Regions from separate parts of the Homo sapiens genome. Here regions 2, 3, 4, 5, 6 and 7 are each linked to region 1. Evidence: chromatin loops called from intact Hi-C (ENCODE). Cell type or tissue: heart right ventricle. All regions are shown on one strand. Region 1 holds the start of EGLN3 (egl-9 family hypoxia inducible factor 3). Region 2 overlaps EGLN3-AS1 (EGLN3 antisense RNA 1). Region 3 overlaps LOC102724945 (a long non-coding RNA gene). Region 4 holds the start of LOC105370444 (a long non-coding RNA gene). Region 5 has its middle 100 kb from the start of EGLN3. Region 6 overlaps LOC102724945 (a long non-coding RNA gene). Region 7 has its middle 190 kb from the start of EGLN3-AS1.

Region 1 (4,000 bases):
TGCTTTCAGATATTCTATTCATGGCCTCTTGGCTTGGAAGTTGTACGGCAAACTGTGACTCCCCACTGCACTCATCCACCTCCACCCCTTCACTCCCACACGTTTCCAATCCTCACCACTTAGCCTTTATTCAGAGTGTTCCTCTCAGCGTATTAGAGAAATGAGAGAACAATGGTCTGTTCTGAGACAGGATCAGTCTTGAGACTGATTTGAGAAATACTATATTTATTGTCAAAGAGTGGTACATAGGTGAGTGTTCATCTTCCCTCTCATGCCGGTATACTCTGCTTCGCTGTTTCAGTAAAAGTTTTCCGTAGTTCTGAACGTCCCTTGACCACACCATAAGACAAGCGCAAGTCACTCAGAATTGCCACTGGAAAACTGGCTCAACTATCATTTGAGGAAAGACTGAGAAAGCCTATCCCAAAGTAATGGACATGCACCAACATCGCGGTACCTACATGTTCCCGTTTTTCTGCCAATCTACCTGTGTTTCCAAGATAAATTACCACCCAGGGAGTCACTTCCTGCTATGTGAACAAAAACCCGGTTTCTTTCTGGAGGTGCTTGACTACTCTCTCGTGAGCACTTAACTGGTTGTTTTGAGTGGACTTTGCCATCAATTCATAGTTAGGAAAAGGAAGGTGGTGGTGCAGGGCTCAGCATCAGGAGAGAATTTTCAGTCAAGAAGATGGTCTAACAATGTGCTGGGTCCCAGGGGGCAGAAGCAGCATTCAGAAGTGGAGTTTTACCCTTTCACACCTGCCCAACTCCACAAACCAACTGCCACATGGCAAAATCACAACTGCCTCCAGAATTCTGAGTGCTTTTGTAGAAATCTCTTCTGACCACAATGAAGGGCAGTATTAGGTGGCTTTAAAGTAGGCATTTAAGATCATGAGGACACGTGTGTCTCAGATGATACACAGTGTTTCCAATACCCTTTCCCTCCTTTGGATCTTTGAGAACCTCGTCTTAAAATCGGACCACAGCCACAGCTTGTCTGGCTTTTGTCACCCACAAGAGCCAATATTTCAAAGTCAACAGAAGGTCATCATCATGGTTCACCTGAGCCCCTTAACGTTGACTTTCGCTCAGAGGAGCTGGGGCGAGGGGTGGGGGGAAGCAGCGAGTAGAGACAAACCAGGCTGACTTCTTGGTTAAAAAACAAAGTTCGCTTACGGCCCTGGGAAGTCGACATACAACGGACTCCGAGTGCCTCCCGTCCCCGCGGGAGCAGCTGCGGCAGGGCGCCGAGCGCGTCCTACCTTAGACCTCTCCTTGACGTAGTATTTGCCCAGCCGGCTCCCGCAGTAGAGGACCAGCCTGTCGATGAGGGACAGGAGGAAGCTGATGGCCTCGCAGCCCTCCTCGTTGCCCCCGATCCACGTGATCTGGTCGCCCCGCAGGTGTCGCTTGGAGACGCCGGCGCGCGGCCCCGCCAGCTGGCCGTCCCGCAGGGCCCCGGTGCAGTGCAGCTGCTTGACGCGCTCCAGGACGCAGTCGCCCACCACCTCGCCCAGGAAGTTGTCCAGGTAGCAGAAGCCCACCTCGTGCAGACAGGGCACGATGTACTCCAGGGCAATTTTCTCCAGGTCCAGCCTCATGATGTGTCCCAGGGGCATCTCGCCCGCAGAATCGAGGTCCGGGATCCCCAGCGTGCAACCAGAGAGGGAACGATCTACACGAGCGCGAAGCCGAGGCGCGGGGAGCGTGGCCCGGGGTTCAGAAACCTGCGGCTGCCACGGTACCCGAGCCGCTGCAGCGTCGGGGACAAGGGAAAGTTTCTCGCAACTCTCGGGAGAAGGGATCTGCCTTCGGGAACCAGCGGGAGTGGTGCGGAGCTCCACGACCCGTTTCCGGACTGGCCCGGCGAGCAGTGCGGCGCAAGGAGTCGGAGGGCGCCTTTTGGGGATGGGAAGCCACCACTGCCGCGACTGCGGCCAGACTCCGGGAGACGCTGAGGTCCGGCCCTTAAGCCGGCCGACTCCGCGCGTCACGGGCTCCGCCCCGGGACCGCCTCCGGGACCGCCCTTTCCCCCGCCCCGCTGCCAGTCACCCCCGCCTGCTCTGCCCCTCCGCGAAGGATCCCAGAGAGCCCGGCGCCAACCTTAGTTGTTTGTGACCAGGGGAGCGGCTGGAAAGCAGACTGAATTTTTAGAATGCGCTGGATTTGCATATTGTTTTGCATAAAATCACATAACAAACTTGAAAACCTGGATCCCACACTGAAAATGTAAATAGAATTAACTGCCACATTCTGGGTTGGTCACCTCATAGACTTTTGAGCAAAATAATAACCCCAAAAACGAATATATTTATTAAGCAGTGGTCTTGTTCTACCTTTACCGGGTGTCTTTCCTTATTTACCCCATTCCTCTGCTGTTTGACCCAGTTCAAGCCACTGAGAGATTAGGAGGTATCTAGTTTTAACTAAAATTAATGCATTAACGAATATTTCCCTCAGCCCCTACTGTGTGCAAGGCACTATGTGCTTGAGGAGCTGGGGATGAGCACAATGAAGAAATGCTGAGTCATATCTGATTGAACTCTGCAAATGGTGTATTTTGCTTTGCTTGATGTTTTCCTCTACTTACCTTTCAAGCTTCCTATTAAAATATGATGTTCCGAAATTCTACCTTCCAAATTAATCACATGCTTCTGTAACAGTCAGAGGTATGTCCCCCAAAAGATACACTGTATTCTAGGTCTCTCACTTTTCCCACAAGCAGCTGTACTTTCACAAGAGGGACAGACACCACTGAGAAGACTTTGGTTATCTACAGATAAGCTGATTTGCTTTATGGAGTTTTGATTCCCTTTCCTACTGAACACCAGCGATCAGAATCAGGAAAAAATTCATAAATTGCATGCAAAGCTATTTGTACTTCTTTAAAAAAAAAAAAAAAGGAACTGTATTTTTTTTATTTATTTATTCTGAGACGGAGTTTTGCTCTTGTTGCCTGGGCTGGAGTGCAGTGGTGTGATCTCTGCTCACCACAACCTCCGCATCCCAGGTTCAAGCAATTCTCCTGCCTCAGGCTCCCAAGTAGCTGGGATTACAGGCGCCCGCCACCATGCCTGGCTAATTTTGTATTTTTAGTAGAGGTGAGGTTTCTCCACATTGGTCAGACTGGTCTCGAACTCCCGACCTCAGGTGATCCGCCCGCCTCGCCCTCCCAAAGTGCTCGGATTACAGGCGTGAGCCACCGTGCCCGGCCTATTTGCACCTTTTTTACTTCATATGAGTGCACACTTGGGTTCTTCATTTAAGTTGAAGAAAAGAATGTACAGGTTTTTCGGGTATTGTTTATTGTGGAAGCAAATTTCTACAGCTTTTTCACTTTTCTTCTTCCTCCAGCAGCCCTCTCCTCTCTGCCTCTGAGGGGAGAAAGGGAATGACATCCAGGACAAGAACAAAGAATAGAAGAGGAAAGGTGCTGCTACAAGTTGGAAAGAAGCAGACAGAGGCACGTGGTTGAGTAAGAACCTGGGGGATGGTGAAGGAGAGCAGTCAATGGTGGAGTGCTTAAGAAACTTTGATGAAACTTCTAGTTATATTGAGAGAGGTTCTCTGCCAAGTCAGTGATTAGTTGGCACCTTTGGTATTACCTTTGAGCAGGAGGTACCCCTCCTTGGGGTAAAGGCCATCACTGCTCAAAGAGCTCTTGTCTAAATTCCCAAGGCAGCTCCATGATGAGAGGAGACCATCATCCTTGGAACCCCAGTGTTTAGCACATAGTGAATGGCTAATAAATAGTTACTGGGAACTCAATGTCTGACCCTGAGCCATAGCAGCCTCCACTTGGGATTCAGTATGTCTGGGCTTATCTGGAAGGATCTATTTGCAAAAGGGGCTGGGGAGCCTCCCCAAAGAGAAGTCACTGGAAAAGAGTCAAGCAAATTAGCCTGACCCAGCACAAAAGCTTAGAGGCCAGTGGAGGGAGAACTTAGGAGTTCTACAGGGCATTTGTCTCTCAGCTTTGTCTATCTGAGCAGT
Region 2 (4,000 bases), 110 kb after region 1:
TGAGTAATCATTATTTTTTCATTTGTACTTTTCTGAATATTCAAATTAAAAATAATTACAACCTTGCAGGTCAAGTGCTATGCTAAAGGTGTAAAAGGGATGGGCCTGGAGAGCATGTCTCGGGTGAGGCTACGCTTGTACACCCACAATCTTCGGTCACAACAGAGAATGGAGCAAGCTCCCCAAGACCCCTCTGCTCTAACCCCACCCTGGGGCGGGCTGGGTGCCTCTGGAATGCCATGGCTGGCCAGGGTTTCCAGACCAGGGCTGTCCTGAGCATGATGCTGCTGGCGACCATGCTTTGCAGGTTCTTCTTTCAATCCTTACCCTCCCTAAAATATGGCGTTCTGGTTGGTGCCTGAGGGGGAAACACCAGATGATAGTAGAACCCTTGAGGACAGGGAACCATCCATGCTCTACAAGTGGGTCACCTACAATTCTGAAAATTAACTGAGTCATTGAATTCAACGCAGCAAGTAAATGGTAAAGGTGGAAATGGAAACCATATCCACCTTATATCTATGAATGTCTACTATTCTCTGCCTCTGTGCAGGACCCTTTCACAGGTGTTGTCCTCTTTTGGAGCAGCTCAATGAATTGGTCAAGATTCCAGGCTTTGTAGTTGCTCAGACCTAGGCTCGAGTAGCCAATGACTACAATTTAGGGCAAATCACTCAGTTTCTCTGACTCTGTTTCCTCTTCTGTGAAATGGGGATAACAGTGGTGCTGGGGGAACGGAATAGATAATATATGCAAAGCACTTAGTACAGTGGCCTCCCCAGGGATCCCCCAGTAAATGGTGGTTAGGTGTCCATCAGGAAGTGGGATCTTTTGATAACAGATGGATCCTGTTTTAAAAAGGAGATTTTTTTTTTCTTATCCTATAACTATCCTTTACCCTAGTAAAGGGTTAAATCGCTGTGTAGGAAAAGAATGAAAGCCTGTGTCTCTCAGTGAGGTGGGACTGAGCTTGAAATTGACATTCTACAAGAGTTTGACTAGGAACTGTTGTTTGGAGAAGCCCACCCTGCCCCACTTAAAAAAAACCAGTGGTGTTTTTGTTTCTTAATAGCTAAATCTACCCACTGAAAGCCCCAAACAGGATTCTCTTACATTTAAAAAATTAGCCTGACACACCAGTGCCTTCTGAAAGAAGCCGTCCGAGCTTTTAAGTCAAACACACTAAGAATTCCTTCTTTCTCTCTTGTTTGCTTTCTCTCCCTGGCACCCATAGACAAAAGATGTCTCAGGGATTTTTAACTCAGTTATGCTGAAAATCCAAGATTTAAACCTGATTCCCAGCTGCTCCTTTAGAACGTGTTGCACGAGAGATGTTGTTTAGTCCAACTAGCTGTGGGGAGGGGTAAACACACACTGCTGGATGGTGGGACGTGCAGAACGTCAGGGGAACATAACCAAACAGAGTTAAGCATGTGCTGTGACTAATAGAGGACAGCCTGGGGTGTGTCTGTCGTGAGAGAAATCACCTCCCCACTGGGCCCCAGTACCTGAGAGAGGCCAGGAAAATAGCATCTGATTCCCAGGCAGTGTTTATCCTGCCAGGCTGCATGTGGCTTCAGTTATCACAGCCATGCTCTTCTGAGTTGCCTCCTGTATTGGTTCTGGAAGGGGTGCTGCCACAGAGGGTCTATGCAATCTCTCCGGGTGAGCCCCATATCAAGGAAGCCAGGAGCCTACCGCAGAGCAGGACAGAACACTCCCACATCCCTGGCCCTGGCCTGAGCAGAGATGTCCAGACACTTCCCCAGGCACCTGCAACCCAACACTCCTCCCTGTCCTTTCAACACGGTTTGGCTGGGAGTATAGGGAGGCTCCCAGCAAAGTCACCATGACTGGCACGAGTAACCTTACCTGCATGTTCCAGGACAGCACTAACCCCTTCAACAAATGCAGTTTGTTGTATTTTTCAAAGGAGAACAAATTTTACTGGTGGTGGAGATTGCATTTTTCATGTGCGTTTTTGCTGGTATAGAAATAATACATATAGGTTGCAAAAAGAAACTTGGATGAAATAGAAATATACGAAGAAGGAAGTATCATCACTCCTGTACAGCGTTGAATAGTGCTCCCCCATGATTTATGTCCATCCAGAACCTGTGAAAGTAACCTGTGAATGGAAATAGGATTATTGCAGATGTATCAAATTAACATGAACCCTGAATCCAGTATTACTGGCGTTCTTACGAGAAGAGGAAAATTTGGACACAGGCACACAGGCAGAATGCCAGGTGATGACAGAGGCAAAGAATGGAATACTGCAGCTACAAACCAAGGAGCACCAGGGATTGCCGCAAACCACCAAAAGCTAGGAAGAAGCAAGGAAGGATCCTCCCCTGGAGGCTTCAGAGGGAATATGACCCTGCCAACACCTTGATTTCAGACTTCTAGCCTGCAGAATTGTGAGATAAATTTCTGTAATTCCAAGTTACCCAGTTTGTGGTAATTTATTAACCAGCCCTAGAAAACTGATACAGCCCCTAAATCCACCAATCAAAGTTACACACTGTTTACATTTTAATATATGTCCTTCAATTCTTTCTATAATGCATCTTATAAAGTCGGTGTCGTTTCGAGGTGGGCAAGTCTATGCAAACCTACCCCAAAGTCGGAGGAAGCTGAGAGGCTAAAGAAACAGGCTGACAAATCCAGTTTCTTAGGAAAAAATATTTAATAAGGACTTTTTTTTTCTTTTGAGACAGAGTCTCACTCTATTGCCCAGGCTGGAGTGCAATGACACCATCTTGGCTCACTGCAACCTCTGCCTCCTGGGTTCAAGCAATTCTCCTGCCTCAGCCTCCCGAGTAGCTGGGATTACAGGCCTGCGCCACCATGCCTAACTAATTTTTGTATTTTTAGTACAGATAGGGTTTCACCATGTTGGTCAGGCTGACCTCAGGTGATCCACCCACTTTGGCCTCCCAAAGGGCTGGGATTACAGGTGTGAGCCACCGCACCCAGCCTTAATAAGGACTTATGAACAGAAGCCACGTCTCCAGCCATGGTGGATCCCAGCACCATCCCCCAGAGCCAGGGATTACATACAGTAGGGGAGGGGCACAAGTGCTGCAGAGGACATGCCTAGAAATTTGCCCTAAGGGCAGGATTTATGACAAGTGGGTGTTCTTAAACAAGGTACAAGAGATAAGCTGGAAATCTCAGAAGGTTTCCCAGAACTGGGGTTATTCAGAAGCCAACATGGTGGATTAGCATCCGAGGAATTGCTTTGGCCTCCACAGGTGTCCAGTTGCCTTCGTCTGGGAAAATTTCAGCTACAGTTCTAATTGACTTCAGGCAGCATCTACTGCTTTTCCAAATAACTAAGTAGCTGGGAGAATACTGAGGAATGCGCCCTGAGTCCTCCCACCATACCCCCAAACTCAGAGCCGGAGGTCTTAGACATCTAAGGTGATGATGTCCCTGCCATCACCTCCAGGTGACTGTGCAAATTATTCTGGGAGGAACTCTTTCAGGTGGCCTTACTGGCTGATGCATCCAGCAGGGAATATGTGCCAATCACACTTCTCTACCCTCATGTTCTAGGGCAGTGACAACCTCAGCCATGGAACCTCCTTGTCCTGAACTTTCCCCAGCTCCAAAAGGAGAAGGTCAACCGCAGGCTAGATTTCTCTACTGGGACAGATCACTGACACTCAGCTGGATTTGTCCTATACTAGCCAGGTGCCCGGTCACCTACCTTTGAAACCTCAGCAATAGTTTTCACTCTTCTCTCTCCTTTTCCTTTTACTCCAACCCTTCTCCCCAAATCTAAGTAAATGTCAAGTTCTGAAATCCCTGTGTAACATTTCACAAATTCATCCTCCTTCCATGGCTACCCTAGCCTGGGCTCCAGATCAAGGTCAACGTCAACAGTGATAATTCATGTGAATAGTATGTACTCTTGATATGATGTGATGAAAATAGCAGCTACCATTTGTGGTCTGCCTGTCTAAAACCATAACCCAAATCTAATGAGGAAAAC
Region 3 (4,000 bases), 80 kb after region 1:
TCAATATCACTGATTTTTCCTTTTGTCTGAGGTTCCAGTATGGCTCAGCATGACACGGACACCCACATTCATTTATGGGAGCGTGCTGGCTTTGTTTGTTCTTACTAAGATTTGAGAATCCGTGGGCCCAGGTGAATATCTGGAGCTGGTGTGTAGTAGCTAGCGAGAGCCTATTCAATGCAACTCTTTCCAACTCCATGTTAAGAACATGATATTGATATCAAACATGGTGAGAGTGTTTAATCAGGGAAATTGGCTAAGGCTACAAATTAGGGGCTTCCTCCCCAACCCCCCACCCCCCAACATCGCCACCCCCAGATTGCTGGTTTACCAACATCTGCCTACTGGAAGGCTTACTTACTCTCTGTTTAGGAACAAACACCAGTGAGGGCAGGTTTTAGTTAAAGCTGTCTCTACTATGGGTACAATCGACATTTGGGCCTGGCTAATTCTTTGTTATGGAGGCTGCCCTGTGCCTTGTAGGATGTTTAGCAGCTCCCCTGGCTTCTACCTTCTAGATGCTGATAACACACTCTTGTTACCCCAATGGTGACAACCGAAAGTCCGCAAACACTGCCAAATGTTCCAGGGGGTGAGGAGGGGCTGGGAAGGGGATGGCAATTTGTTTGGTTCGAGAAGGGACAGCCCCAAACTGAAGAAGCCAGAATGCTGTGCAAAGACAGCAGTTACTTTCTGCGCTTTCCAGCACAAGGAGGCAGCGGTTGTAGCCTGCTGACCTTGGAATGATCCCACTGGGAGGTGGGGTTGGGGAGGTGGGGGAAGTACTTTCCCAGTTCCTTGGTGGAGGTTTGTCAAGCTTCTCTTTGCCTGAGGATTGGCCTCCTTAGACAAACAAACATTTGGTTAGTTTGACGGGTAATCCAAATTATGATTAGAAACAGATTACCTAGCTCGAGACTTGTTTGGCGGGGAACAAAACCACCCACACAGATCCCTAATCACTTTCCAGGAAGAGGCCTCTCTTTAACTGGGATTGGGGACAAAAGCCTTTTCTTGAACTTTTAATCTTTTCATATATTCTTAGATCCTTGTGCCTCTCCTTGAAAAAAGGAGGCAGCCTCTAGCCAAGTTGAGTCTCTGAGCATACTCCACTGCCAGTGCAGGGTCAGGCTATAGTGAGTGTACAAAGGGTGGTCACCTGCAATCAGAACTTGCATGCTAGATTTCCGATTTTCTAATCACCAAGATTTTGAATGAAATATAAAATGAAATAATCTTTGAGACAGCATTCAAACTTTTTTTTTTTTTTTTTGAGACAGCGTCTCGCTCTGTCGCCCAGGCTGGAGTGCAGTGGCGCAATCTCTGCTCACTGCAATCTCCGCCTCCCAGGTTCAACTGCTTCTCCTGCCTCCGCTTCCCGAGTAGCTGGGATTACAGGCATGCACCACCACACCCACCTAATTTGTGTATTTTTAGTAGAGACAGGGTTTCACCATGTTGGCCAGGATGGTCTCAATCTCCTGTCCTTGTGATCTGCCCACCTCAGCCTCACAAAGTGCTGGGATTACAGGCGTGAGCCACTGTGCCCGGCCAGCATTCAACTATTTTTAAAGAATATTTAATTTACCATGTTTAAAAACAGTTTGCAATAAATTTTCAGCCACTCCGTCCTATGTCATACTCACATATGCACACACACACACCCACACACCCACACACACACACACACACACTCATTTTGGCAGCAGCTATAGCCAGATGGTATCTTCATCCTGGATGCCTTTTGATTCCCAACACACAGCTGTTGAGTCAGCCCTCATGTTTTCCAGCTGTTGTTTGCAGAATTAGAAGCTGGACAACTGAGGGAGAAGAGACAAAGCTGGGCTAAGTGAAAGAGGACAGAACCAATGTGTCCCTTTTTTGGAATCTCAAAGATCCAAGGACTGTGTTGGCAGAATCAGGACTGGTCATTTAGGCACCAGAAAACACTCATCCACCTGCTGTCACCCATGCAACCAGAAACCAAGCCTTTCTTTAGGTGGTTAAGGAAACTAAACAACTTGCCATTTCATCTAGTATCCATGGGATGACCACTCCCAAATCTCTATCTTTAGCCTTACCACATACTTGAGCTCCAGATCTGAATTTCCAGTGCCTATTGGTCAGGTGCAGATGTACATCCTGCCAGCCCCTCAAATGCAATGTGATCTACATAGGGATCACCATTCCCAGCCTAGCAGCCCCTCTTCTGGGGCTCCCCCTCTCCGTGGTATCCCTCCCTGTCCACACAGGGGCTTGAAGCCTTGTGTCACCTTCAAAGCCACCTTCTCCACTCCGATACCCACTCTCTCATATCTGCCTCTTATTTTCATTTCTACGGAAACAATTCTCTCTCCCGCCTAAATGACTGCACCATTCTGGCACCAGTCACTCTGTCTCACCCAGACACTGTTTCCTAAATAGCTCAAACATTGCCTCCTGCTTGTCAAACATCAGTGGCTCTTCTTGACCTATAATGCTCCTAAACAAGTCTTTCAAGGGCAGCTATGGTTTACCTGCAACCCCATTTTGCTATTATCATCTGTCCTTGGGTCCTTCCCTGTCTTCCAGCCCTTACAAATTACTTGTCTAAGGTATAAAATGGCAAACACACCCTACCCTTGCTAAAGCTACTTCCTCATCCCTTTTTCTGACTATTAACATTAGTCCTAGATCAAATGCTGCCTCCTTACCCTGGAAAACCTGTTTCCTCTTCGTTCCCGTGATACTTTGTAATACATAATACATATTTTAATAGGCTTTATTCTTTAGAGCTATTTACATCTCACATATACATTTTATGCTCTAGCCAGTCCTCCCCCTGGACTGAGGGAGGAGGCACAATACCTACATCTACTAGTTAATTGCTTGGGAAATAGTTGTTGAATGAAAACCAATTCCTAGAAAAAGACAGCCCAATGAGACAGGTGAGATCAGGATAAGATTAACTTCAGGGGCAAGTGTATCCAAAGCATAATATATAATAACAGGGGTGTGTGGGGAGGTGGGAAGGACAGGGGCAGAACCACACCCCCTTTTTGGCATTGAGAAAAGGGAGGAGGCCCACCCCACATTAAATCTGCAATTCCCTCAGGGATCCACCACCTTCATCTATGGGAAGGATGGCAACCAAGCAATGTCCCAATGACTGTGCCAGCACAGAGGACAACCTGAACACTCCCCCAGAGCTGAGGGTTCAGAAACCAACCCCCCGGAAGTTGGCTGTGCCAAGCACACACTACTAAGCTTTGCTCCAAAGAGTCCCTTAAATGTGGCAACTTGATACTAAATCTTCCCTTAGTGCTGATCACCTATTTAAACTGTGGTTCTTCTACTTGAAATGATCTTTTTTCAAAAAGCCTCAGAGGACTACTGATTAATTACAAGGAAAACACACTTCCTAACCCAAAAGTTACTTTAAAAGGTGTCGACCCTGTTGAAATGACTAGAAAAACTGAAAAGGTGGAGAGGCCAATGCATTATTATTTTTTTAAACTCATATTCAAATCTTACTTGTTGAGCACCTACCCTATTCACAGAAGTTACTGGATCTGTCACATGTCACACGAGGTAAGTGGTGTTATCTCCTTTTCAGAAACGAGAAAACTGAGATTCAGGAGCATGTATGTGAGTTTACTTTGTCTCTTAATTAGCTCATAAGTTTTTTGAAGTGAGCCCATGTGTACTCAAACCTATAGTGTCTTCCACAGTGTCAAAGAATGCTACATGTTCGACAGATACTTACTGAGCCTCAAAAGTAAGATGTCCTACCTTTTTACGGAAGACATGTCTTTGGTAATTTTTCTCCTTCTATACACCAGAAGCCACCTCCTCTCGCCTCTCAGAACCCCCACGTGGCAGCCAGGAGAATGAGCCCCCAGCCTTCCATCCACAAGGAGTGCGTAATTAACAGAGCGCCTCAGGTGCTGAGCTCCGGAAGCCCAGGGCCAGGTCCCACCTCCTATGGGCTCCCAACCTTCAGTTGACTTTGTCTGGCCTA
Region 4 (4,000 bases), 150 kb after region 1:
ATTTAAAAGGACTAGGTGGATACATAATCTATGCCATCAAACAGCTCACAGAGTGTGGGGAATCCTGCTGGGCCACTACTCAGAGTGGGCCCAGCGATCATCAGCACCTCACCAGTGTGAGATTTGCAAACTAAAAGGGTTATAGCTCAAGAAACTACACTTCTCAGTCTGATGGGGAAAAGATGCTCATTATAGTATCAGAAGGACAGACTTAGCCATGGGCAGGGGAGGAGAGAAACAAGAAGATTCCTAAACCCATTCTCTTTCTTCCAAGTCAGACATGCCCCTTGGTTCATCTGAAGGCTGTAATCCCCCCAAAGATGTCATTAAAGCAGCCCCAAGGGAGAAAAATTAGGAAGGGAGCAAGTATAGAGGCTACATTATACTCTGCAAAGCATGGACATAATAATTTCTCCAATGGTGAATTAGAATGATAATGTCTGTCTCCAAACTACAGCTATTTCCAAATTTAAATATTAATCACCTCTTCTCTCCCTTGTAGGCACAGCAAGGGAGGCTGGGTGCTGCCAAAGGGTTGTGAAATGGTAGACCCTCAGGCAAAGGTGAAACATTATTGCAACCCACACTCACACCTGCATAGTCTCACACACACAGAGCACATACACACTTATTGCTTGCACTTGTCCAGAGAGACAAATGGCCCAATTGCCAGCAACCGGTGCCTCAGTCCAGCTCCCTGCTGGCTGCATTTCCAGACAGCCAAAGCCCCTGCCCAGTATTAGCCATGTGCTCACTTCCTCCGGCATTCCCATCCCCAGCTCACGAAGGTGGCTAAGACAGTCTGGGGTCGCCTGCGTAGGGATGAGGGATGAAGGCCACGGTTCCCATTAGGTACTCAATAGCTGTCAATTAGTAGACAAATACGTGAATGAATGGGACCATTGGGCGGTTTGACTATCATTAGGGCAGAGTCCACACACTCTGTCTTAGGGCCTTCGTTGCCCACAGAAAAGGCCTCAGACAGGCAACCCAGATGAAACACAGAATCTCTCCTCACTGGGAAATTACCCTCCCACACCCACCTACCCCTTTCCCTGTCATCCCTCAACCTGGTGAAAGCTCCAGCCAGCCCAGACAGTGTCACACCCACTCCAGCTCCCTTCCTAGTCATTTATTCACTCATTCAACAAACATTTACAGGCAGCTACTGTGTGTCAGCCACTGTGCCAGCCCTGGAAATACAGGAATGCCACACAGCCTGCTTGTCGGGCCCTGCTGGGGAGAGGGTAGAAGCTGTCCCCATCCTTTCATGCCAGGTGTGCTCCACACAAGACCATCTCTTCAGAGAACCATGGTACCTGTATTTCGTCCTTCTGAACCCTCACCCTGGTGCAGAAGCAGTGGCTCAGAAAATCTGTCCTTTCACTTGCATTGTAGGATTTTTCTTTTTCAAAGCAGCAGCAGTCGCAAGCAGCCTTACCTTCCAAGAAGACTTTGACTCAGGCTACTATTCACATGTATTTGCATTTCCTTTGTACACATGGTTGGGAAGCTGATGGGGAAGAGTTTTGCCAGGGGATGAAAATGCTTTCTGGGCCAGTCCTCAAAGTACTATCGCAATTGCCAATGTGAAATCAAGAAGCAACTTGTTTAGCTCATATCTAGGTAAAATCTGGGGTTACTCCCACCCTGGTTCTTGTTGTCGACAGCCTCACAGCTCCTTGTCTGGCCTGTGTATCTGTTCAAGTCACGTGGGGGTAAGCTGTATTTTGTCCTGGTCTTCCATGCACTGGAAATTTTCTTTCTCCTCTAATTCTTCAGGTTTTGGTCATTTTTAGAGAGCTCTACGGGCACCCTCTGGTGGCTGGCTGAAAATTTGACCTGCAAAAATTGCAGTTTCGTAGGAATAGCTTTATTTTGTAGTCAGCCTCTTTGGTTGGATGTTGGAAATTGTAAGTTTATTTGCTGTAGTTGGTACCACACCTTTCATCACATGATAGATTGAGACTGAACAGTCACTTTGACCTTTCAGGAGGAATGGTACCTTCTAGAAAGGACAGAACTGAGAAACAGAGTGTCTCAGTGGGTTGCAGTTTTTCCAGGTCAGGCTGAGTGAACAGGCTCAGGGCTGCCCTTCTCTGGGCTCTCAAAGGACTCATTTCTGAAGGAAAACCCACTGCATGCCTGGACCAGGCCAGGCTCCCTGGATAGTTGCTGAGGTAGAACTATGCCAATAGCCCCCCATTTTTTTTTTGGTTAAAAAAAATGACCTAAGTTAGGCCAAATAAAAATCTAAGGGAGGGCAGTGAGGTAAAGAGGAATGGAAGCATCTGGGGAGAAGGGTAAATTTTGCAGGCCTAACACATGACCTTCCTTCTAGATTCCTGCTCTAACACTGGCCCAAGGGGCAACCATTCCTGAGAATCTTCCTGGTCTCTAAAGAAGCACTGGGACAGGTTAGGGGATAGCAAGGGAGAGAGGAAGGAAGAGAGGCCCCAGGAAGGAGAACTATCCACCTGAGGATGAAGCCACCCCTTGCTCTTTCCATGGCCCCCAGGCCCTAAAACCACAGGTTCTGATGAGCATGATTGCTCTGTCAACACAGTGAACACTACCACCTGCTTTTCCCTAACTCCCTCTTTAAGGATTTAGTCTCAGGAGACTCCCCGAAGTCTGTTGATGTTGCCTTCATTTTGCAAAAAGAGGACTAAGGGGGTTAAGCACTAGAGACTTCACCCAGCCTGCCAGTGCCAGGGCCAGGATCGGAGTTCTCTGTCCTGCCCACAGTTCTCTGAAAGATCTCCCTGCAGCTGCTGCGGCTCAGCCACACCCCACTCCTGCACTTTGTCTATCAGAGCAAGCCAAGCTCCAACAGGCAAATCACGATGAGGCCTTTGTAGGACAAGGTCTTAAGGAAGGGTACCCTTGAGGCACGGGGGAGTAGCAATGTCCCAAGTGGGTTCCAGAAGCTGAAAAGACAACCAGGTTGGCTCAGATTTCAGACTCTGTGGTTTATGCCTTAGGTGTATCATTTAGTTGGAAAAAAAGAGGCACTGTCTACCAGGAGCAGCCTTCTTTATTGATACCATTTTTCTTGTGCTTGCTTTCACAGCCAGGCCCCAGGGCAGAAGGGAAGCCCCATTTCCCGTGGGCCATCAGTCACCCAACAATGGCAGTGTGCTGCCAGGCTGGGTCTGAGAGCGCCACTGGGGAGACAATGTCTTTGGTAGGCAGCCTAGAAGCTAAGGTGTGATTGGGGCAGAGCGCAAAACGGACACCAATGTGATCACACCTGTGGGAATGGACCAAACTTCACTACCCACAGTGTCATCAACCAAGAGACAGGGCAGTTCTGAGATGTGTTGAATATGAACTGGGCAGAGCTCTGTCACAAGCATATGAGTTTCCCCCTCTTGTCTCCGCTTCCAGCAGAAGGAAAATGTTATTGCCTGATTATTATATGCCACACAATCACACCAAGATGTACAAGGCCTTGTGCTAATCACAGCTAACAGAGTGCTTGCTAAATATCGGTGCCATTCTAAACCCTTTACATAGATTGACTCACTAATCTTTGTGATGACCAAAATGAAGGAAGTATGCTATTATTCCCATGAAAGAGGACAATGAGACAGAGAAACTAAATAACTTGCCCTACATCATGCACACAGTAAGTGGTGGAGCCAGGATTCAAACCCTGGCCATCTGGCTCCAGAGCCTGTGCTCTTAGACACTTCATCCTGCTGTTTCTCTAGGTATGTAGTATAAGCTCATGTATCCTTAAAAGCTGCACCTAATATGCACTATTATTATCACCATTTTACTGATAAGAAAACTAAGTCATAGAGGAATTAAACAAAATTATACAGCTGGCAAGAGGCAGAGCCAGAATTTGAATCCACGCAGCTGGACCCCTGAATCCCAGCTGTAATCATGGTACTCTCTATCACCTCCCTTTAACAGGGCAGTTTTCGAAAGCTCTCTCACTAGATTTGACAAAATTCCTACTGGACATTGGGGACACTACTCTGGCTTTGTG
Region 5 (4,000 bases), 100 kb before region 1:
CCAGTCAGAATGACTAGTATTAAAAAGTCTAAAAACAACAGATGTTGGCAACAAGGCGAAGAAAAGGGAACAGTTATACACTGTTGGTGGGAATACAAATTAGTACAACCCTTATTGGAAAGCAGTATGGTGATTTCTCAAAGAACTAAAAATAGAACTACCATTCCATCCAGCAATCCTACTACTGGGTATCTACCCAAAGGGAAAGAAATCATATCAAAAAGATACCTGTGCTCACATGTTTATCATGTTCACAATATTGTGAGCACTATTCACAATAGCAAAGACATGGAATCAACCTAAGTGTCCATCAATCACACATATGCCACGGAATACTTCTCAGCCATAAAAAAATAAATAAAATCATGCCTTTTGCAGCAACATGGGTGGAGCTAGAGACCATTATCCTCAATGAAATAACTCAGGAACAGAAAGTCAACAAATACTACATGTCCTCACATATAAGTGAAAGCTAAGTAATGAGTATACATGGATGTACAGAATGGAATAATAGACATCGGAGACTCCAAAAGGTGGGAGGGTAGGAGGGGGGTGAAAGTTGAAAAATTACCTGTTGGGTTCGACCTTCACTATTCAGATGATGGGTTCACTAAGAGCCCCGACCTCACCGCTCCACAATACAAGCATGTTAAGAAATCTGCACTTGTGCCCCCTAAATATATATATTTTAAATTTTTGTTTTAAAAAAAGCTATAGTCCAGGTTTATGCCATGTGACCCTATGCCTTTTGACAATAGCTGGTTGGACCAGAGACTGCTCGCCGACCATATGTTTTGGAAACCCATTCTCAAAAATCAAAAGACTGTATAGCATCAACACCAGCATTGACTTTCTATCGAGCCAAAGCTACAGGTAAGAAAGTTAGGACAGAGCTCATCATCATAATAAATGATGATGATGCAATAATAGCTAACATATCTAACACTGTCGACATGCCACATATTGTGCTGAATGATTTTTATCTAATTTCATCCTTACAACAAATCTGCGAAATAGCTATTTCAATGTCTTGTTAGTTCTCCTCCTGTTCCTTATTTTTAACTTAAATCAGAGTTGGTTTCCATTGCTTGCAACAAAGAACTCTGACTAGTACAATTACACTCTCCATTTCACAGATGGGACATCAAACTTAAGACAATAGAACCTTCCCAGTTCATACAGGTAGAAACAGAGAGGTATAGAAGTGAAATCTAGTCCCCCCCACCTCCAGAACCTGTGCACTTCATGATTTACTATCATTTGTACCTCCAGTTTCCATTAGGCCTTTCTGTATGCTGTTTTTGCAATATCTGTATCCTTTATTGGAGATAGCATATAAGCTATCTTTACATTGCTATATTCAAAATGAAATAAAGAAGGAAGAACCAGACAGGAGGTCATGAAAGCAGGTAGTCAAGTGACTGCAGCTGTGGGGAGAAGAATGAGGCCAAAGCTGGGAACCAAGTAGAAAGTGACTCTCCACCCTCACAGTTAGGGATCAAGTCTGTCCAGCTGCTGTGGTTCTGACAGGCCTACATAATTATGGAAAAGCAATCAGAATCTCTCCGTGTCCTCATTAGGTTGAGATGGGCAAGGAACAAATGCTCTGCTTCTCGTCTGCTCTCTGCTCGTGGAGCAGAACGTTGGTTCCTTTTTACATCCACAGCCTCCCAGACAGCATCAGGACACTGAATCCTGGGACTCCATTGTCCTACAGGAACAGCAGGAAACAAGGCTGCTGTTCTACTCCTTGGATGAAAAGTGAATGCTCCCTAGGAAACGGACACTCTGGTAATTGCTCCATTTGGATAAAGTTTCCAAATCTAGTATCTATAGATTCAGAACCCTAAGTCAACCACTAAGAAGCATTTTTGTTTTTTCACCTGAAATGCTCCTTCGCAGCTGATCTGGGTTTCCTAACAGTGCCTTTTGCATGAATGACCTCAAAGCCGCCACAGAGGGAGCCACGGTGCCAGCAGGGCTGCTCTCCTGTTTGCTAGCTTTGCTCTGCTCCTCACTAATAGAAAATCCCCAAGGATGTGGGAACCCTTGGGAGGCCTCTGAGCAAGGCTGTGCCTCAGGGCATGGGAGGAAGTCATCACTAGAGGGCCCCACTGAGCTCCCTTGCCTGCCCAGCAGGGACACCTTCAGACATGGGATTCAGGAATTCAGCCACACAGGAACACCAGAATGAGACCAGAGCTTGGACTGGAGTCATTGCTCTTGAGTTTTTCTATTATACAAACAAGCCTTAGAGGCTGAGACAAACCTTGCAAATCTTCCTCCACCCCAGGTTGAGTCCTACACCCTACCCCTGAGTCCACACCTGGTGCTGACAATCACAATACTTACCACTCTGTTTATGGAAAATATACTTGCTGCATTTTGAGGACTCTGCTACATGATTTCTATGTATTATTATTTTAATTTTTACTTTTTTAGAGACAGGGTCTCCCTCTGTCACCCAGGCTGGAGCGCAGTGGTGCAATCAGAGCTCACTGCAGCCTCCATCTCCTGGGCTCAAGCGATGCTCCCACCTCAGCATCCGAAGTAGCTAGGAATACAGGTGCACACCACCATGCCTGGCCTATTAATTCATTTAATGCTTACAACAGTCCTTTGAGGTAACTATTATTATCCCCATCTACATATGAAGAATCTGAGATTAAGAAAAATTAAGTAACTTGTCCAAGGTGATTATAGCCAATAAGGAGTGAGATTGGAAAATGAATTCAGGCTGACTCAGGAGCCTTTTTTTTTTTTTTTTTTTTTTTTTTTGCGATGGAGTTTTGCTCTTGTTGCCCAGACTGGAGTGCAATGGCAGGATCTCGGCTCACGGCAACCTCCGCCTCCCGGGTCCAAGTGATTCTCCTGCCTCAGCCTCCCGAGTAGCTGGGATTACAGGCATGTGCCACCACGTCCAGCTAATTTTGTATTTTTAGCAGAGATGGGGTTTCTCCCTGTTGGTCAGGCTGGTCTCGAACTCCCAACCTCAGGTGAACCGCCTGCCTCGGCCTCCCAAAGTGCTGGGATTACAGGCTTGAGCCACCACGCCCGGCCAGGAGCCTGACTTCTAAGCCATTAAACCATACAGGCTGCATTTGTTAGCCCATATATTTCTATTGTGCTATTACATCACCCAAGAGCTATCCCAGACATTAAGAAATTGCCCGGCCGGGCACGGTGGCTCACACCTGTAATCCCAGCACTTTGGGAGGCCAAGGCAGGCGGATCATGAGGTCAGGAGATTGAGACCATCCTGGCTAACATGGTGAAACCCCATTTCTACTAAAAATACAAAAAATTAGCTGGGTGTGTGGTGGCAGGTGCCTGTAGTCCCAGCTACTCGGGAGGCTGAGGCAGGAGAATGGCGTGAACCCGGGAGGCGGAGCTTGCAGTGAGTCGGATTGCGCCACTGCACTCTAGCCCGGGCGACAGAGCAAGACTCTCAAAAAAAGAAAAAAAGAAATTACCCTTAGGCTGGGGGTGGGGAGTAAAGAAACGAGATAGGCAATTATTATGTAAGAACAAATATGCAAAAGTATAGAAAAGTTGAGGTACATAATCCTGTCTTGTGGTCAAGGTAAACTCCCCGTGAGAAGGCCGTAGTCCGAGGAGAACAGGGGCAGCAGTATTTGAGGAAGAGGAAACAGCATGCCCCCAAGTCCCAGGGAGGAGAGGCTCACGTAGTCTGCTCAAGGACCCACGTGCAGTTCCCCAGGGCTGGAATGGAGAGGCAAGCAAGGCTGGGTAGCCAGGAGACCAGGCAGGGACCCAGAAGCCGGAGCAGGAGGAGCTGGGACTCCACACTGAGGGCAGTGAGGACCTTGGAAGGGTGGTAAGTAGGAGTGCCCTGACCAGGTTTGTACTTTAAAAACATGCCTGTGGCTTCTGTGAAAAGAATGGATTGGAGGGAGAAGAAAAACCGTGAGGAGGCTACTGGGACAATCTAGTGCGAAATGGCAGGAGCCACAGCACAGAAGTGGATGGGATGCAGACA
Region 6 (4,000 bases), 130 kb after region 1:
AAGGCAGCATGCTCGTTAAGAGTCATCACCAATCCCTAATCTCAAGTACCCAGGGACACAAACACTGCGGAAGGCCGCAGGGTCCTCTGCCTAGGAAAACCAGAGACCTTTGTTCACTTGTTTATCTGCTGACCCTCCCTCCACTATTGTCCTATGACCCTGCCAAATCCCCCTCTGTGAGAAACACCCAAGAATGATCAATAAAAAAAAAAAAAATAAATAAATAAATAAATAAATAAATAAAAATAAATAAATAAAAATAAAATAAAATAAAATAAAAATAAAAATAAAAATTAAAAAAAAAAAGAAAAAAGAAGGGCCTTTCGCCTCCTGCCATGATTCTGAGGCCCCCTCAGCCATGTGGAACTGTAAATCCAATTAAACCTCTTTTTCTTCCCAGTCTCAGGTATGTCTTTATCAGCAGCGTGAACACAGACTAATACAGAGAACCCTAAAGAGGGAGTAGAGCTGTAGAAGGTGGTGATGAGCATTAAATTTTGTATATGTTTTATTGTATCTCACATGTTGCCAAAAGGGAAATCTGCAGTAGGCAGTTGAATGTCGATGGAGTCTGGAGCTCAGGAGAGACAAAGCCAGGTGACAGAAAGATGGTTGTCATTATAGAGCATGTGCTAGGCTGTGCCACCCAGAACCCCCTTTTAGGGTTGAAGCACTCATTCCCCAGCTGCCAGGACTTTAGCCCGCTGATGGCTCACAGCTGAATTCCTCTGCAAGAATGACTTTTTATCAAAGGAAACTGACTTACCCGAGTTGATGTGCCTGCCCTGTGCATCCAATGGCTGGTTGATGAGGGGTTACAAAGGCCTGTCCCCTTTGCTTCAATTCAGGTCATCTCTAAAGGCCATCCCAGCCCTAGAGTTCCCTAGAATTGGATGATGCCACTGTTGTATCCACAGTAGGTCCTCACTTAAAGTGAATAGGTTCTTGGAAACTACTACTTTAAATGAAATGATGTACAATAAAACATTTTTTCCCTCACCAATGTTATAAAGAAAGAACATTGCACCAAACAACTTTATTGGAGGGCCTGCTGTACATCTTTTAAAGTCACAGTTTCCAAGAGACTCCTTCATGCCAGCCCTGGTGCAGCTTCTGAGAGCTTTCCCCAGTTCACCACCTGCATTCGAAGCTCTGTGTCGGTCTCCCAGGGAACTCGAGGGAATGAAAATTCTAGGTAGACAATTCTTTCAGGTAGCTTGCCTTTGACAATGGAGGAGGATTCCTGAAGAGGGGTATGGTTGAAGGAGGATTTTTTTTTTTTTTAATTTGGAATGATGAAGCTAGTTGAGAGGGAAGAATTAAAGATTCTAGGTAGAAAACGACCTCCAGGAGGGAATGGGATCCAAATCACAGATAGAAGGATTGCCTGTTTTAAGAGGAAAGACATTCCCTGAGATGAGAATATGGGAGAGGGAGTGGATCAGTGTGAATGTAGATAAATTTATTTTCACTGTAGGGAAGGTCTGATCAGCCACTGAGAGTAAGCAGAATGGAGGCTGGGAAGACAGAAGCTTGAAGACAGCAGGGAGTGCTAGAAATTGGCTTCGTGGACAATGGGGGGAAGAGTCGCTCCGAATAATGTATCAGAATCGCCGAGCAGTGCTGAAAGCAGGGTTGAGAATGAGGTCAACAGGAATTTATAGTGGCAATCATCATAGCACTAACCATGGTATAATTACTCACAGGCCTGCTCAGCACTGTGCCTGACAAGCAGAGGATACGCTAAATGTTGAATGACGGAATAGACCCAGTTTCAGTGAGCCCTCCAGTTAAAGGGCCACATGTTCTCTGCCATCATAGTTTCATCAACAAAAAGCCACATCACATCTGCCTTGGGTCTATTTCTCTCTGATATTTTTAGTCTAGAGAAACATTGAGGTGGTTTCCCTGCTTTTGTACAAGTTTGTCATATGTTCTCTCTGCATGCTTTGTAATGCCTGTATGCATTAAGTTGTTTTCCTAAGATCACTGGACTGGGCAGATCAGAGCTCAAGCTCGCAGGTCACCTAACTCCCATTCCACACACTGTGCTATGAGATATGCTATGTAAAACTGCCAAGTCGTTCCAGATGATTCAGCAGGCCTTCAATATTACCTGCCTGCCTGTCTTCCCTCCTTCCTCGCTGCCTCCCTCCACCTTTCCTCCCTCAGACCTCTTGGAATCTTTTCTGACCTCTCTACTAAGCTGTCCCCAGCTTCATTATGTTCAGCCCTCATTTGCACATGCTCTTGACACCTGGTGTTTGGTGGCAGAAATGGCTGATAAAATTCCACGCTGATTAATTTCATGTTTAATCTAACTGATACTTCTGTAGCCTTTGCAAATAACCTTTTTGAACAAAAACGGCAATGGCTCATTCCAAACCCGATCAAAGAGGTATGCATGACTCACAGCCACTAAATAAACATTGATGCCTGATGGCAGTAATATGGCTATTTATATTCAGAGCCTGATTTAACCAGTGGCATTCCTGTAATAAGATAATAAGCATGAGCTGTTTACTAGAAAAAAAGGAGAGTCTGTGGTGCTGGTGTTCAATAAAATCTCTTAACAGGCAAATGAGTCTCTGAAATTGGTTGGCAAATACATCCAGAATGAGATGTGCTAATTAGCTGCTGTTACTGATTTTCTAAAATAAAGAGTTTAAACTTAGATTAGTCCTGAAATTTAGTACAATAAAAAATACTGGATAAATGATATTATGTTGAGTCTTACAGATTATGTTTAAGATAAGTCCAACAATACAATTAAGAAAAAAGAACTCTGCACCTAAATCATTAGATTTTTTAAAGACTAAGAGGTTGTAAATGTGGAGAATTATAAGCATAGATATGTGAATCTCAGGTTCAATTTTTTTCTGTTCAGAGAGCATCTGTAGGTGATTCTCTTGGCCACAATGGCAGGGACATCTATTACTATCAGAACTTTTGTTTTTAAATAGGAAGAGCAAAGGAATGCAAGAATTAGCTTAATAGTATTTGGGTAGCCATTAAAAATAGATTAACCTATTCAGAACCAAGATCACAGAGGTTCTAGGTAAGCGTGTGGGAGACAATTATTCTGAACTCAGAAATAAATGATCAAGGCCATCAAGCTTGTAAGGCCTCTCCCAGCATCTTCCCCCAAATAAGAGCAGCAGGAACTTTCACCTGCTTCCTTTCTCCTGCTATCGCCCTATGCAGCAACTTCCAGCTGCTAAGCATTCATCTCAAACCTCCATTTTAGCTGCTTTCTTCACCAAACGGGAATGAACTATCTATTGGGACTTCCTACTTCAAGCAGTGAGAAAATCTTAGGAGATTTCCAAGTATTTTGTTTTTATTCATATATTACTTCTAAAGAGAAATGGATGGGTAATAAGAGGATTCAAGTTGTGTCTCGATCATAATTTTTTTTCAAAACAAGTTTGAATTCAAGGACCTGTTGTTTGAGTTTAGGTAGTTGAGATGATGTTTGTGTTCCCAGAGCAAATGGTTCTTTTAAAGGCAGCTAGATGGGCAGATGTCAGTGCTGCAGCCCCAAGGTGACTAACGCTCCTAATGTTAGCAATGAGTGAATTCATTCATTTGGTTTCTATTTATCTACAGTTAAACGATACAAGTTGATTATTTGCTTTAACTAAGATGTTCAATTCTTATCAGAGTCTTTAGTAATCAGAGTTAATTGACTATATTTGTCTTTGTTTCTATTTAACAGTAGGGGATGAGGGGATGCCCAGTTTAGGTAGCAACTTTTCCAGCTACTACTGGGACCCAGAATTGTGGGTAACACCCTCACATAGGCTAGCAAATAATTGAAATTATTAACAGAATCCTAAGTCATGAACATGTGGTCTTCCTTATATTTTTCAATGGTATTAAGGTTCTTTTGAAACCAACTCTACCTGGCTTAAGACAAAAAGGAATTTACTTGTGAAAGGATATTAGTAATCTCACAAAATGTACAGGAAGAGTTGAACAGCCACACCTCAAAAGTGTA
Region 7 (4,000 bases), 280 kb after region 1:
ACAACATTTAAAAGCTACAAGCAGGCCCGGCGTGGTGTCTCACACCTGTAATCTTAACACTTTAGGAGGCCGATGCGGGCAGATCACTTGAGCCCATGAGTTCAAGACAAGCCTGGGCAACATGCTGAAACCCTGTCTCCACAAAAAATACAAAAATTAGCCGGGCATAGTGGCACAGGCCTGTAGTCCTAGCTACTCAGAAAGCTAAGGTGGAAGGATCACTTGAGCCTGGGAGGTTGAGGTTGCAATGAGCCCTGACCATGCCACTGCACTCCAGCCTGGGTAACAGAATGAGCCTTGATCTCAAAAAAATAAATAAGTAAAAATAAATAATAAAAGCTACAAGCCCTTCTCTGCCTCATTAAATCTTCTCATCCTTCAAGACTCTGCTCAAATGTTCCCCACCACCCTATAAGCCTTTCTCCTCCCTTCTTTCTAGGCAGAATTAGTATTTTCAAGGAGTAGTTATTCCATTTAGCATTGTAAGTATGCCTGTTTTCCCACTAAATTATAAACAGCTTGAGAGAAGAACCATGTTTTCTTCATTGTAACCCCAGCATATATCACTCAGCTATTAATAAACATCGTAAGGGTTCAATGTTTCCTGAGTAATCTATCCTCACTTTTCCCCCATACATATCTGAGGGACTCCTTACAGCAGGTGTGCACAAACATCAGCATGCATCCGAAATACCTGGAGGACTGGCTAAAACACATTGCTACACCCCATCCTCAGAGTTTCTGATTTAGAAGGTCTGGAGTGGGGCTCAGAAATTTGCATTTCTAACAAGTTCCCAGGTGATACCAATGCTACTGTTCCCAGAATCACACTTTGAAAACCATTAGAAATAGAAATAGACAGAACGAATCCTTGCAAATGGGAAAATGAGGTTCAGAGGAGGACCTTACATTCGTCTCCAAAAGCATCCACTTCTGAACTAAGTCCACAAAACTGTAGACTAAGTGATTTCTTATAGCATAAGACTAGAATTAGCCCAAATATTAGAGCATGTGGCCCACGAGAAAAGACATTTCATGACGCTTCCCTTAATTTTTCTTTCTTGATTCATCTTATCACTCATGAATAAAGTACCCTCAATCAGTGTTATTTACCATGATTCTCTATTATAACTATTAACTGTACCCACCTTAATTCAATGGTCAGGTGGGAGTATACATGCAGAGGGAATTCATGTACTTCAAACTCTCCTTCAAAATAAAACAATAATAATAGTCATTTAAAAATCCATTTCTCTCTCACCCTTATTGTGTTTTCTCAGGCTTTTCATTCTGTCTCCCTGCCTTCTTATTTCCCACACACATGAAACAGTGGTGATTTTTAACGTCAAGATTTTGCAAACCATCGCCAGGTACACATTCCCCACCACATCATCCTTGCCATTTAGCCGTTCGGTCCCTGGAGAGGATGGTCAGTGGCCCCAAGGCTTCTACAGCAACTTCTAAGTGGTGATTTTTGTGCTCCTTTCCCTAAAGGGCTTGAATTTCTCGGAGCACTAAATCTCCCCCGGTTTTCTGCGCGCTATCACGCGCTGCGGTGCACCAAAGTTGCGTTGCAGTGCCACCTACAGTCTGCTTCTGATAGAGACCCAGAGCCACCCAATCCAGGGCCCTCTCCACCAGCTGACCAGTTAAAGCAAAATACAGACATTCTGGATTCAAGTGGACTCTGCCTCTATAAGAAACTGCTCAGTACAAAGTCAAGGAGCCCTCCTATCTGAACTTCCATCTGGAACTATGGATTGCTAAACCGTTTGAAATGGTGTCATCAGCTTGGATTCTTGCTTCACATTGTGTTTTTAACTTTGGAAGTTTTAAACACCTTCATGGCAAGAGGCCTCCCGTGGTGACAGTATGAGAAGAGGAAAACAGTGGCTGCTGGGCCTTTCCTTTCTGCTTCTTGTGGTTGTGGCAGTGTTTGAGCTTCGTTAAGATCTGCAGGGTGAAAATCAGCTCGGCCCGGCCAGGGAGCCAGAATGAAATGGAGCGCCTGTGCGCGCATTCGGAAAGCAGCAGCCACGTTAGGAGCCTAGGGTCCATTCGCTCTCATTTAATGTTTCTTCTCAGGCAGAGAAGTACAGGCATCAAACATCCCGGCCCTTTTATGGCACATAAATCACAGGTCAGCGCCTTCCACGGAGGCTCCTGCTTGCTAAGTGAGTGGTTACACCAGGAGCAAGGAAGCAACATTTCAGCACACTTAGAGACCCAGGAGGATGAGCTGATTGCACAGGGCAGAGCCAGGAATTTCTCCCTACAGTTGAATGATTAAAACCTTTCTCCTGCTTGAGAACTGGGACATTGTTTCGAACTTTCCACAGGCAGCAGCTTGCACCCAGATCTGCCCTGGGTCCCAATCTGCCATTAACTCCTTTCTCAGAGAGTTGGTTTCCACAGCCCCTACAGAGCAGAGCAGGCTCTGAGACGCCATCTCTTGGCCCGCCGCTAATTGAACTAAGGTGAACTTTTTCCTCACTGAATCCACAGAATCTCTGTCTTGATGATTTATGTCAAGAGACTGAGAAAGCTGGAAGCTAAGCCACGTTAACAGGAGGGCCCTAAGTAAGGGTCCATGAACTTGGCCTGCTGAGGTCCTTGAAACTGCCCTGGCTTCTGCCATTCCTATGTCTACCACTGTGGCTTTTCTGTGGTTGATGAGTCCTGTACCCAAAACCAACTTGAGAAGATTGGGCTCCTTAGTACCGAAATTGGTAACTAAGACACGCTAAATCTTAGAGAACACACATCAGACTCATGTGGGGATTTCCGCTCACTACCCCACACCATGGGGAAGAATCTCCACAGCCTGCCCTCAGCCCACCAATGTTCCTGCCCTCCAGCCAAAGGCAGGAGATGGCTACCCCGTGGGGCAGGGGTGCGGACAAGGGAAGGCGGTGGAGACCAGTCCACAGACTGCTATCTACCCACAATCCATCACTGGTTAGCAACAAGAAAAGCACAGAAACAGTGTTGGGAACTACTATGACAATTTTTCAAAGCAATTTAATATTTATCAAATCTAACAATAAAAAATTAGAGCTTGTGTTTTGAATGTTGTTTTCCTTTTCATTTTTCTAGTATTTTATTTCTGTTGTATTTTATGTATTTATCCAAAGGAAAAGAAATAATTATATTGAAGAAACTCCTGCACCCCCACGTTTATTGCAGCACTGTTCACAATAGCCAAGATACAGAATCAACCCAGGCATCCAACAACAGACGAGTGGATAAAGAAAATGTGGTACATACACACAATGGAGTACTATTCAGCCATAAAAAAGAATGAAATCAAGTCATTTGCAGCAACATGCATGAAACTGGAGGACATTGTGTTAAGTGAAATAAGCTAGAGACAGAAAGTTAAATACCACGTTCTCACTCATATGTGGAAACTTCAAAAAAAAAAACGTTGGTAAAGGTAAAAGTAGCACAGAAGATACAAGAAGCTGGGAAGGGTAGGGGGAAGGGAGGGATAGGAAGAGATTTGTTAAAGGACACAAAATTACAGCCAGATAGGAGGAATAAGTTCTAGTGTTCTATACCACCATAGGATGACTGTAGTTAACAATAATATGTCACATAGTTTTAAGTAGCTAGAAGGAGGATATTGAATATTCCCAACACAAAGAAATGACAAATGTTTGGGATGATGGATGTGCTGATTACCCTGATCACTACACTTTATAATACTGGAGCATCACTATGTACCACTGTGAATATGTACAATTATTATTTGTCCATTTAAAAATTTTTAAAGTTTTTTCTTTAAAAGATTATCAGTCCACAAGAGATTGGAAATAAAAAACAAAACAACATACGTAAGTCTTTCATTATGAATAGTTTGAAGTGCACTACTTTAAATTCCCCTCTTCACTCTGGCCCAAGCCCCTTGGCCATCCAGCAGGCAGGATCTCAGAGAAGGCAGGAATGCAGCTGTGCCTTCTCTGCAAGGAAAAGCAATGACTCAAGCAGAGGCAAAGCC

What was found. A loop is a pair of places that touch in the nucleus more often than their neighbours do. Peaks named below come from ENCODE experiments on the same cell type or tissue, not always from the same donor. Only the 100,000 strongest peaks of a DNase experiment are listed, where the experiment ranks them.
Region 2: it touches region 1 in a loop (6-fold over the local background); 37 of 110 quality-filtered maps call a loop at or near these places.
Region 3: a loop joins it to region 1, with 1.9 times the contacts of the local background. A loop is called at or near these places in 17 of 110 quality-filtered maps.
Region 4: a loop joins it to region 1, with 2.4 times the contacts of the local background. A loop is called at or near these places in 26 of 110 quality-filtered maps.
Region 5: a loop joins it to region 1, with 2.8 times the contacts of the local background. A loop is called at or near these places in 28 of 110 quality-filtered maps.
Region 6: it touches region 1 in a loop (2.4-fold over the local background); 26 of 110 quality-filtered maps call a loop at or near these places.
Region 7: it touches region 1 in a loop (4-fold over the local background); 21 of 110 quality-filtered maps call a loop at or near these places.

What each region holds. Positions count from the first base shown.
Region 1 is chr14:33,949,128-33,953,127 of GRCh38, forward strand. It overlaps EGLN3 (egl-9 family hypoxia inducible factor 3), which reads right to left and starts at 1,947. Exons shown (of 5, transcript NM_022073.4): 1 at 1,269-1,947. The coding sequence starts at 1,625. RefSeq lists an enhancer at 1,715-1,884 and a silencer at 2,005-2,084. In heart right ventricle, no CTCF peak of the experiment used is centred here; DNase peaks (open chromatin) are centred at 1,474 and 2,014; H3K4me3 peaks cover 2,553 bases; H3K27ac peaks cover 3,156 bases.
Region 2 is chr14:34,062,295-34,066,294 of GRCh38, forward strand. It overlaps EGLN3-AS1 (EGLN3 antisense RNA 1), which reads left to right. Exons shown (of 3, transcript NR_184209.1): 3 at 1-68. The region is part of intron 5 of LOC102724945 (a long non-coding RNA gene); the gene reads right to left. Among named protein-coding and RNA genes, the nearest start is that of EGLN3-AS1, 24 kb to the left of the region's middle. In heart right ventricle, no CTCF peak of the experiment used is centred here; DNase peaks (open chromatin) are centred at 1,567, 2,267 and 3,597; H3K27ac peaks cover 3,868 bases.
Region 3 is chr14:34,029,315-34,033,314 of GRCh38, forward strand. The region is part of intron 5 of LOC102724945 (a long non-coding RNA gene); the gene reads right to left. Among named protein-coding and RNA genes, the nearest start is that of EGLN3-AS1, 8.7 kb to the right of the region's middle. In heart right ventricle, a CTCF peak has its summit at 2,457; DNase peaks (open chromatin) are centred at 737, 1,367 and 1,697; H3K27ac peaks cover 2,542 bases.
Region 4 is chr14:34,097,063-34,101,062 of GRCh38, forward strand. All of the region lies in intron 4 of LOC102724945 (a long non-coding RNA gene), which reads right to left. LOC105370444 (a long non-coding RNA gene) reads right to left here and starts at 1,970. Exons shown (of 2, transcript XR_943735.2): 1 at 1,320-1,970. In heart right ventricle, CTCF peaks have their summits at 1,818 (motif pointing left) and 2,023; a DNase peak (open chromatin) is centred at 1,805.
Region 5 is chr14:33,847,289-33,851,288 of GRCh38, forward strand. No RefSeq gene overlaps it. Among named protein-coding and RNA genes, the nearest start is that of EGLN3, 100 kb to the right of the region's middle. In heart right ventricle, a CTCF peak has its summit at 2,096 (motif pointing right); a DNase peak (open chromatin) is centred at 2,103.
Region 6 is chr14:34,079,583-34,083,582 of GRCh38, forward strand. All of the region lies in intron 5 of LOC102724945 (a long non-coding RNA gene), which reads right to left. Among named protein-coding and RNA genes, the nearest start is that of EGLN3-AS1, 42 kb to the left of the region's middle. In heart right ventricle, no CTCF peak of the experiment used is centred here; a DNase peak (open chromatin) is centred at 1,620; H3K27ac peaks cover 3,772 bases.
Region 7 is chr14:34,226,611-34,230,610 of GRCh38, forward strand. No RefSeq gene overlaps it. Among named protein-coding and RNA genes, the nearest start is that of EGLN3-AS1, 190 kb to the left of the region's middle. In heart right ventricle, a CTCF peak has its summit at 1,576 (motif pointing left); a DNase peak (open chromatin) is centred at 1,571; H3K4me3 peaks cover 363 bases.